Linked DNA regions of Mus musculus: region 1 is linked to region 2. A link is a loop called in an ENCODE intact Hi-C map of the cell type or tissue named here. Cell type or tissue: heart. All regions are shown on one strand. Each heading gives the region's core, and the rest is flanking DNA. Links, peaks and the distances in the headings are about the cores only.

Region 1 (5,378 bases), core at 212-5,211, 130 kb after region 2:
ACATAGAATCACAACATCTGCATTCAAGGCGGATGCACTATGGGTGACTCATTTTCCCCACGATGCTGTGTGTAGGTACCATCTACTCAATGACAGTAACCGAGGACCGTTAGCTTCCAGAGGCCCTCTGCATGTAGTAGTGGGAGCTAGAACTATACCTTGGTTGGGCATCTTCATTTTCTACTATTCAGTTTCAGTTCCTGTCTTATTAGCTATTAGCAGAAATCACAGAAACTAATTTATTTTGTGAGAACCACTTCTCTTTCATCTGATGTGTAATGTGGTATTGCTTTTTTGTGGCTTTTGTTTTTACAGGGTCTCAAGCTACATCATTTGACGTAAAATACCACACAAAGCTGCTACAACATTCATATATGTCTGAGATTACATATAAATGAAATATCCCTGGCTTCCCTGTGATCCTCAGTGAACCCCATAGAAGATTCCAGCAGGCTCTCAGTGTCAGAAGCCTGGACTCTTGCCAACACAGGTAATTATTCTCTGCCTACCTAATTTCCCCGGGCAATTTTAATTGAAAATAGTATTATCTTTTATCCGTTACTGCATTCTAATCTGCTCGGAAGCGTCCCTGTGTCCCGCTTCTTGCCTCCACTATAAGCTCACTGAGCTGATCTCTTTTTGAAGCTTAAGTTGAAAATAAAGTTTCTTAAGTTCCCAAGGGGGTGCGGGGAACCTAAGATATGCATGAGCCATTTAATGAGTCTCAAGCTATTCTGCTGAATACCACTGGCAGTCAGGATGAAGTATCCTTTCCTGCTGTCTAGCCTTATGAAGTTTCTTTGGTGGACAGAAACCTAAACCTTTTCTTACTGAAACACACACACACACACACACATATACACACACACATATACACACACACATATACACACACACACACATACACACACACACATACACACACACATACACACACACACATACACACACACATACACACACACACATACACACACACATACACACACCTACCTCCTACAGGTTAGATATGATTTTATTCTCTTTTTGTCCATTTCCAAATAGCCTATTTATTTAAAAATTCCTATTCATTTCCAAATAACCTGATTAACAATCAGCAAAACCAAAACATACCATTTAACATAGAAATGCTGGAACATCATTGGAAATGCAATTGAAATATGCATTTTCGGTGACTTCCAATCACAATACTCTGAAACCAATGCTGTCCAACAGACACGGGGAAGACCACAAACGCATCAAATGCATGTCACATGTGCAATATTAAGCTTTCCAACGTCATCATTACAAACACACAAAGAAGACAGAATGCTACTCAGGGTTAAAACAAAGAACTGTTGACCAACAAGTAGGACGGAGGTAAGGGAGTGTTGAAAAAGAAGCTAACCACAAAAGGGTGTACGTTACATCATTCCGTATGCATGACATACTTGAAGTGATTATCCAGATGGAGCACAAATCAGTGATTCTTCTTGAGAAAGAGCAGAGAAAAGGACGTGGCCCTTGATCTTAGGAGATAACAGCACAGGAAGCCTATACAATGGAGATCCTCGGAATTTGTCTGTGGTGGCGGCCTGTGGATCTGCATAGGCAATTAAGCTATATTGAACACACACGGAACCCTATGAAATCTGATAAGCTCCATCAGTTATATCAATTCACAATGGCACTGCGGTTCTGTGTGGTTTTTGCCAATGGGGAAAACTAGAAAATACAAGGAAGACAAGCTAAGAGCTGAGGCAAAAGCTCCATGGTGGAGCACTTCCTTTGTCAAGGCCAAAGTCACCCTGCCCTGTATGCACCCCCTGCCCAAGGATAGATAGGTGCTTCCGAAAAGGCTGGAGACTGTTGTTTATGGGAGATAGCAAAGCCACGGGGTTTCCTTCCCCGAAACAAGGTACATAGGCAGGAAGTAGGTCAGGATAGATGCTTACCCCTGATTGGCCTGATTGGAAATACAGTGACCATGTAGGCTTACATTTTTAAGCCTCTGCAAAATGTGTCGCCATTTTCTGGGAACCTAGGAATTGATCTGGCCAGAGTCCATCATCCTCACCAGTATTTAATTAAAGCTTGCTTTCAATTTTGGCTCAAAAAACGGTCCAATTGGTCTTTCTCTCACAATTTTCAGGTTTAACAACTTACCATGACAAAGCCTGAGGTTCAGCCTTCAGCAGTACAAAACAACAAAGGTTAAATAAAGTAGGTTTAATTTCTAGAAAATATTTTATTTAACCCACTAATTTCCAAATACTTTCATATAATTAATCCACATGTAACTGGTGCAAAAATGAAGTTTGTTGTTTTTGTTGGATTCCAAGGCTTTGGGATCTACTGTGGACTTTACATGACCATCTCTCAATTCAAACTAACCTCCTTTAGAGTACTCAAATGGTCACATGTGACTTGGCTTCCAGGACTGAGCAACAGCGCACCCACTCCTCAAATCCCTTCAGTGGTACATGATCTTCACTGTGACACATCTTTCTTTTTGGAAGTCTCTGGCAGACACGCTTCATAAATGAAAGCCTTAAATATTGGATAGTCACCAGAAACTATGATACTGCCTACAAAGAATAGCACTGGTAGTATCAACTTCAGTCTGTCCTGGATGGTAGTTTCAATGCTGCATTTGTTTTGTTTTGTTTTGTTTTGTTTTGTTTGGAAACTAATTTCTAGTCTCTCTAGAAACAACACACAAGTCTAGTTGCAGGAACTATGGTGTGTTAGCTGTGCTCAAGGACTAAGGCCTCTGGGCCTCTGGGCCTCTGGGCCTCTGGGAGTCACTCTGTCAGGCCTTCTGCCTTGCTCTCCCATTTCCCTCTGGTGACTGGAGGCAGGATCTCTCACACAAGAGAACCTTGTGTGCTTGCTCTGTCAGCCTTGGAACTGACACCATCACGAGGGAAGAAGAAACAAGTGATGGAGTATATGATAGAAGCTCTGAAAAATATATAGAATTAGGCCAAACCTCCTGGGAGCTGAGAAGCAAAACAGGAAGCAACTGGGTCTGAGCTGAAGCTGCAGGGCTCAGAAGAGCAGACTACTCACCATCCCCCATCCTTGCAAGCAAAAATAAAGAGAGAAAACACTGTTGCAAACCAGAGCCTGGGGGCGTAGGAAGAGAATGGATTTGGGAGTGAGAATGGGCTATCGTTGAGAATGCAAGTCAATTAGCCTCGCCTGGACCTAGTTTCCTCATTTGCAAAGCAGTAAAATTATCTACCAAATTCACCCTTTTAAAGTGAAATGGGATCATACACAAGGCAGGCCTATCACAGGCCTGTGGCTGTTCAGTTACAGTCCTCCACGTCTCCTTTACTTCTGCTGTCAAATCACTGGGAGAATAGAGAAACAATCTGGGCAAATTAAACAAAGACTAGGAACATGGGAAATGCAAGGGCTGATGGCTCCAGAAAAAAAAAATGCCAGAGAGAAGGGGGGAAAAAAAAACCTGTTTCCTCTCAATGTGTTATAATTCCCCTCTGCCAGGCTGCTGGGAAAGCGGATTTCATAATCAATCTAAGTTTACAGATGCTTCAGGGAGGTGTAGAGAGGACGCATGTGAGACACAGGAGAACTGTGATCTCCAGTAAATCTAGAAACATAGAAAAACACAAACTCAGGACCTCAGGGAGCTCTACCTACATAATCTACACAAGCACAAAAACAACAACAAAAAACCCCACGACAAACAAACAAGCAAACCAAAGGGACAGCTTACCAGAGCTTTGGAGGGCCTAAAGCTCTCCCCGAGTATTTAAATTTGGATTGGTATCTATATGGTTTATTTTGCTTTGCTTTGCTTTGCTTTTTTGCCACACACAACTGGTCAACCATCTGTTCCATGAGACTATATATCAGGAGCAGGCCCACAGGGTCCTGATGATAATTTGTTTTCGACTGATGCACTTGACTACTGTAAACTCTTCAAAGCCAAGAACAGAGATACTAGTACCAGACCACCAAAACAGGTACCATACTGAAAATGGCGCCCAAATGCATAGGAAGACAGCAGCTAGCTCTCGGTTCTCTTTCCTATCCACAACGATTGGTGTTAGTAGGAACTTAAGCAGCTGGTTTATGAATGGTTCCAACATAGGCTGGTCACCTGGAATGGCACTTCACATGATATGAGCCAGCTTCTGGGAGAGCGTGAGAAGAGTTCCATGCTCTTTGCAGACAGAGCTGCTGCTACTGGCATCAGGCAAGCAGCCTGAGATGCTACAAGTAATACACGAAGCAAGATAAGGTCACTATAGGAAACCACAGCAACCAAAGTCAAATGAAATGGAGAAGTACTTAGATGTTCTCGCCCTCCAGGGACGTTCAGGGCACACCAGAGCCTGGATTCTGAAGCATAGACTGTTTTAATGATAAAGATCATTAATCAAATAGAATAACTATTATTGTGCACGCACATGATAAAATTCATTCTTTCTAGTGTAGTTCTGCAGTTTTTGTGAAACGCATAAACTCATACAACGCCAATCATTTCACAAAACAATCCCCCTGCTGTCCTAACAACCCCACACTGCTCCTTTGTGTCACCCTCACTATCTAATTCCTACACAACCATTTACCTGCTTTCTCTTCCTAGACGTATGTACCAATAGATGGTTCTTTTCCTCTGAAAAGTGCCTAACTCATTGTATTGGGAACAACACAGTTTGTCTTTCATTTCTTCTACTTTCTGATGCTCGTAAAAAGAACTAATGTAAATATGAGTGAATGGCTGGGGTTAAAAAGCCATTTCCTAGATACCCATAAATGGTTCTTCTGAATTACATGTCTTTGTGTTTAACCATGAGAAACCACTGGAGTCTTGCAAAGTAGCTGCACTATGCTGAAATCCCATCAATAATGTGTCCTGTATCATCACCCCCCAGGTACCGTGTGGGATGTACATTTCCGTCTTATTTTATCATATTAGATATGAAAGATGAGAGATGTCTCTATGGGTAGCATCCTTGCTGCACAACCATGAAGCCCTGAGTTCAGATCTTAAGCAGCTGTATGAAAGTCAGGTGTGGTGGCATATGAATTCCATTCCTAGGAGATAGAAAAAAGTGGAACCTGGAGGCTTGCTAGCTAGACACCCAATGAGTTCCGCATGTGGTATAGGCCCGAAAACCCACTAAGCAAAGCTATTTTTTCTCCTACCCAAAAGAACAAACCTGCATCTGGATAAAGATTTAACATTCCAGGTAGGTTGGCCAGGTATCTGGACAACAGACCACCCATCAGAAATGTAGATTCTCTTACCACCATGTTAAAGAGATGGAAGGAATAATTAACCCTTTAATGAAAGAATGTATTCCTTTTCCTTCACAGAAAACTCACCTCAGCTGCTACAGAGCTGGGCATGTCTGGGTAGC
Region 2 (5,378 bases), core at 56-5,055:
GGCATGACAATGCCATGAAAGACTGGCTGGCTTCCTAAGCTTCCCACTTGCAGCCTGTTTCAATATAAGCCTTATTATTTTAGTTGTTCAGCCTTCTCTAAGTCATGCTGTACAAGTACATGCCGATACGTTTACCTATTCCAGTTTAGAGGACAAATGTGACAAGGCCCTTCACTGCAGTGTCAGGATGCTGCTCCATCTGGCCTGCTTACATAGTTTACCTGTTTGTCTTTTCCAGCAAAGCCTTAAAAAGTCAAAGATTCGTTGCCTGCTGCCACGGTACCCAGAGCAAGCAGGGATGTGTTCACAGAACTTCTGTATAAGGACCTGAACCTCAGCTGCAGTTCATACCACCACTCCACGGGTTTACAAGGAAAAGTGAGGACAGATTACGCATGACAGGAAAGAACTTTGGGTCTGTAAAAGGGCATTTTTCTAGAAAAGGCTAGCCCATGAACCAAAGCCAACACTGCTCTTGGATCCAATGTCTGATGCTAATGAATGCCACAAAGGAATGACACATTGGCGACATGCTGTGCAGCAAACTGGAGCTTGGGAATAAACAGAGCTAAGGCTCCTCCCCGGCCCACTCTACCTCCTTAAGTTTGCAGCTACTGCCAAGGGGAGGAAGACATTTTGGAATGGGTAGTCACATAAATGTGAATGTCACTGTCGTTGATCATAGGATTCCTTAAATTCAAATTGAATAAGTCTAAAATTGGATGTCTCAGTTGACATTCAAGTGCCCCACAAAAAGCCATGACGAGGACTCGAGGCCCTGTCCTGAGAGTGCCCAGGAGAAGCACTGTTGTCATCACAGAAGCTCCTGGTGCACAGCACTGCCCCAAAACACCAGGCTTCACGTTACCAGATGAGGGATTTCATGTCTGAAAGCCCTGAGCTGATAACTGCATTATAGCAGTGTGGTTTGGGTCTTGTTATTTGATGTCTTCTCCTGTTAATTTCGGTAAAGACACACAGGACATAAATGGTTCTGTCTCAGGAGCTTTAGCTAATCCTCAATACCTTGCACTCATCATCCCCATCTGTGCCTCTCCCGCTGACCCTCGCTAGTCAGTTTCCTGGGTCTATGTTTTAAACGATGTTAAGTATCTCGCACAAGAATAATCACACAGGATTTTCCATGTTCTGACTGGCTATTTCTCTCGGCATTATGCTTTCATTTAATGTGCCAAATTCTGCTTTTACAAGGCAGAATTCAATTGTATGTGCATGCCACGGTCATCCATCCGTTCTTCTCTCCATGGATACCTGAGCTTCTTTGTCTTGAATACTGTAAATAACTGATATGAATTACTTGGCATAAATGCCCACAGGCAAGGGTCACAGGACGACACGAGGAGCCTTTCAACTTTTTAAAGAAAATGCCATACTGCTTTCTGTGATAGCTACATCATCTTACATTTCTCCCAACAGTGCATGAGGGTGCTAACTTCTACATCCTCACTAGTGCCGTTCTGTTGGGTGTGAAGCTAATGGCTTTTATTGCCCTGGAGAGTCCCAGACGTTGCTGACAGCTTTCTGATGGAAGACGGAAGAACTCTCAGGAGGCACCTTTCCTTTTGCAGCTAGCAAAGGCCGTTTTCTGAGAACTGCAAATAGCATCAAAAGCTTCAACAAACAGGTAAGGTCTGGACACAGAGAGAGAATCAAGAAACGAAACAGGAGCTTTAAAGAATTGCTTCTTTTCTCATTACCAGACCTCTCTTCCTCTGTCGGGCTAAATATGGACTTGGCTCCCCGGAGATTATTGAATATCCTGTAACTGGCCTAACAAACCACAGGCCCACACAGTTTCCCAGGAGCAGACAGAAAAAGCACAAATAATTTGGATGGCATTAACTGGGAGTATTTTTCTCAACCTGAAGGCTTGAGATCTGTTCCAAAACATAGAACAAAGTCCACAGTTTCCTAGGGCACAGAAGTGGCCGGTACAGAGAAACAACGTTTTTTGATCACACTAATTTAGTTGTTTCTAGAAATAACCACCAGATACTGGGGGAGGGGAGGTATTGAGGAGGCTTAAACTGCCTTCATCATCATCATCTTCTTCTTCTTCTTCTTCTTCTTCTTCTTCTTCTTCTTCTTCTTCTTCTTCTTCTTCTTCTTCTTCTTCTTCTTCTTCTTCTTCGCCTCCTCCTCCTCCTCCTCCTCCTCCTCCTTCTTCTTCTTCTTCTCCTCCCCCTCCTACTCCTCTTCTTCTTTTTTAATAGAATTGGGGAAGACTCTTATTTATCAGAATGGAAAGGTGATGACCTTTGATATCACCACTCATGACAGAACTCACGCATCGCAAATGTCACCACCATCCTCAGGGATAGCTTAGCCCTGAGTGGGAGGCTGTGACGTGTTCTTTTTATGAAGATGAAAGCAGGTCTGAGGGCCTTGCCCAGAGTCACAGAGCCCGTCTTGGGTCAGGTCCCCATGTTGGGATGTTTTCACCCAATCGCTTGCTCCCTGTCTCTCTGTCAGGGAAGGCAAGGTCCTTTAGACCTCCTCCATGTCCATGCCATGACTCAGGCCAAACACATAGTATGCGTGCCAGTAACTACAGGAAATATTAATGCCTGACGTGTTTTGTTGCTCTTTTCAAACATTAAGGAGATGAGATGCCAGCAGGTGTCAGTAGAGTCCCAGAATTTCTCTGGAAAGTTTCTCCAGGTATGAGCTACAGGCCTTTGCTTATTTCCAGATTAACAGGTTTTAAAGTGGTGACTTAAAAATACACCTGTTTGAATTGCTGTAGGTAAGCTTGAATACTTTAATAGCATGTCACCCTTAGAGGTGTATCTTTGAGCTATTGGATAACAGACATGCCTTGGTGGGGTCTCAGAGTTGCTTGCGGTGGGCACACGCAGCAGGGGTACCAGGTAACTTCACCATGACAGGAAAAACAGCACCTGAATACAGAGAGGTGTGGCTTCCGTAAAGTCTCACCCTTCTTTTATATTTTAGTTTTATTTACTTTATTTGTGCTGAATATTGAAGACAAAGCCTTGACCATACTAACTACACATATTAGCACTGATAACCACTTTGTTCTCTTACTCTATAATCCTTTCTATACTTTATAGATTGATTTGACCTTTTCCAGTATCCCTTCTCAGGAAAATAAAATCCTTGAGGAGTCTTGTGTAGGATTGTCTGGGCATGTGGAAAGCTAAGAGGTGCCTGGGGACACTGGGTCTGGCTTCTAGCACTTCTTGACCTGATTTTCTTCATGCAGACACCGAGTTATCAAGCATCCTGCTCCTGGCAAATGTCTGGGCCTTCCTCATTATGTGTCTCCTTGCTGTAGAACACTAGAAAACACTGTCACAAACAAAAGGAACCCCTCCTCATTAAGATAATGCAGAAACACACAATTATAACAAAACTAGACTAAACCCACATGAACTGAAACTCAGTTGCTATAGCAACAATTTTCCTTTAGAACAATGCTTCTCAACCCTCCTGATGCTGTAGGTCCTCATGCTGTGATGACCCCCAACCATAAAACTATTCCGTTGCTACTTCATACTCTTACCAATTGTAATGTAAATGTCTGTGTTCTCTGATGGTCTTACGTAGGCAACCCTGTGAAAGGGTTGTTTGACCCCCCCCCCCAGGGTCATGACACATAGGCTGAGAACCACTGCTTTATCACTACAAGCTCGAGGTCAGAGGGATCCACAGAGCTCCAGCTCAGCCAGGGCTGTGGTTTAGCTTCCTCTTTCCTTTTCCATGTCCTAGATCCCAGTCCAGCTCTTTCTACGACATTAGCCCAAATCGCCTTATTCATCTGAGGAGACCACTCACAGAATTTCTCTTCATTCTTCTGTCCCTGCTTCAAGCACTGTGGAAGTCTTCCCAAGGAAATACACCCAACAGTAGCACAGACCTGCTAGGTAAAGTATGCCAGGAGTGCTAGCCTGGGTTAGACCTTAAAAGCCCCCACCCCTCCTTTTCCTCCCTCTCTCCTTTCCTCCTTCTTGCTCCTTCCCTCTCCTTCCATCCCTTCTTTCTGGAATATCAGCAAGATAACCTGGAAATTATTTAAATCTAAGTGATCATGTCCAACCTCCTGACTCAGTTTGCAGGTATGGAGACTCAGAGGATGGAGAACAGAAATCTGTTTCTTTTTAATTTTTTGGGAGAGGGTGTGTAGCCTATGGTTTCATAAATGGGAGGTGAGGGCTTTACCACTGAACTATAACCTCAGCAATCTCTCTCTCTCTCTCTCTTCTCCCTCCCTCTCTCTCTCTCTCTCTCTCTCTCTCTCTCTCTCTCTCTCTCTCTCTCACACACACACACACACACACACACACACACACACACACACACAGACATATGATTCCTGGCCAAGGGGCAGCAATATTTCCAGGGAACTTGTTAGAAATAGAGTCTTAGGTGTCTTCCCCTGGATTAGACTTTACATCTGCCGTGTGAGCCTGTGCAGATTCATTTGAAAGGTGTGATGCACCTAAAAGAGTGCATCTCCCAAAATACAAGCAAGTGAGGTGTTTGGTGAGTACCCACATTCTGGCTCAGAGATGCTGACTCTCTGATCCCGTGATGCTATTTGAGAGATCCTGAAACTTGTAAGAGTAGGAGCCAAGCAGTCAGGGAGCTACATCTTAGTTTGGGCTTCTCTCTGTTCATCTTTCTCCTGCTCCTTGCAACCATGAGATGAAGAACCTCCTCTGTCATGTGCTCCTGCCATGGTGTTCTACCCAAGCATCTTAGTTACTTCTCTATTGCTGCCGTAAAATGCCTTGACAAGAGCAACGTAAGAGAGAAAGAGTGTATTCTGACTCAAAACTGTCTTCCATCCTGGTGCGGAGGTCAAGGTAGGATGAGATTGAAGAAGCTGGCCCGGTCATCCCGATAAGAGGCTGAGGGGAAGCCGGGCATGGTGGTGCACGCCTTTAATCCCAGCACTCGGGAGGCAGAGGCAGGCGGATTTCTGAGTTCGAGGCCAGCCTGGTCTACAAAGTGAGTTCCAGGACAGCCAGGGCTATACAGAGAAACCCTATCTTGAAAAACAAAAAACAAACAAACAAAACAACAACAACAACAACAACAACAACAACAACAACAAAACAAACCAACCCCACCCACCCCACCCCCCAAAAAAAGAGGCTGAGGGGAATGAATGTTGCTAAGGGTGAGTTCATTTTCTCTATTTTATTCAGCCATGGATCCCCTGCCTATGGAATGCTCCTACCCACAATTAAGATGGAACCCTGATTTTAATTAATGTTATCAAGATAACTATCCATGGGCATGCTCAGAAGCTCAGCTTGCAAATTCTACATTCTATGACACTCTAGATTCTATGACATCATAGGGCCCATAAAAACAATGGACTGAACCTT

What was found. Peaks named below come from ENCODE experiments on the same cell type or tissue, not always from the same donor. Only the 100,000 strongest peaks of a DNase experiment are listed, where the experiment ranks them.
Region 1: a loop joins it to region 2, with 2.3 times the contacts of the local background. A loop is called at or near these places in 1 of 42 quality-filtered maps.

The regions. Positions count from the first base shown.
Region 1 is chr2:135,795,765-135,801,142 of GRCm38, reverse strand. The region is part of intron 2 of Plcb4 (phospholipase C, beta 4); the gene reads right to left. Among named protein-coding and RNA genes, the nearest start is that of Gm14210, 15 kb to the left of the region's middle. In heart, for the core only: a CTCF peak has its summit at 2,841 (motif pointing left); DNase peaks (open chromatin) are centred at 1,572 and 2,882; H3K27ac peaks cover 861 bases.
Region 2 is chr2:135,924,331-135,929,708 of GRCm38, reverse strand. The region is part of intron 7 of Plcb4 (phospholipase C, beta 4); the gene reads right to left. Among named protein-coding and RNA genes, the nearest start is that of Gm14210, 110 kb to the right of the region's middle. In heart, for the core only: a CTCF peak has its summit at 2,625 (motif pointing right); a DNase peak (open chromatin) is centred at 2,478.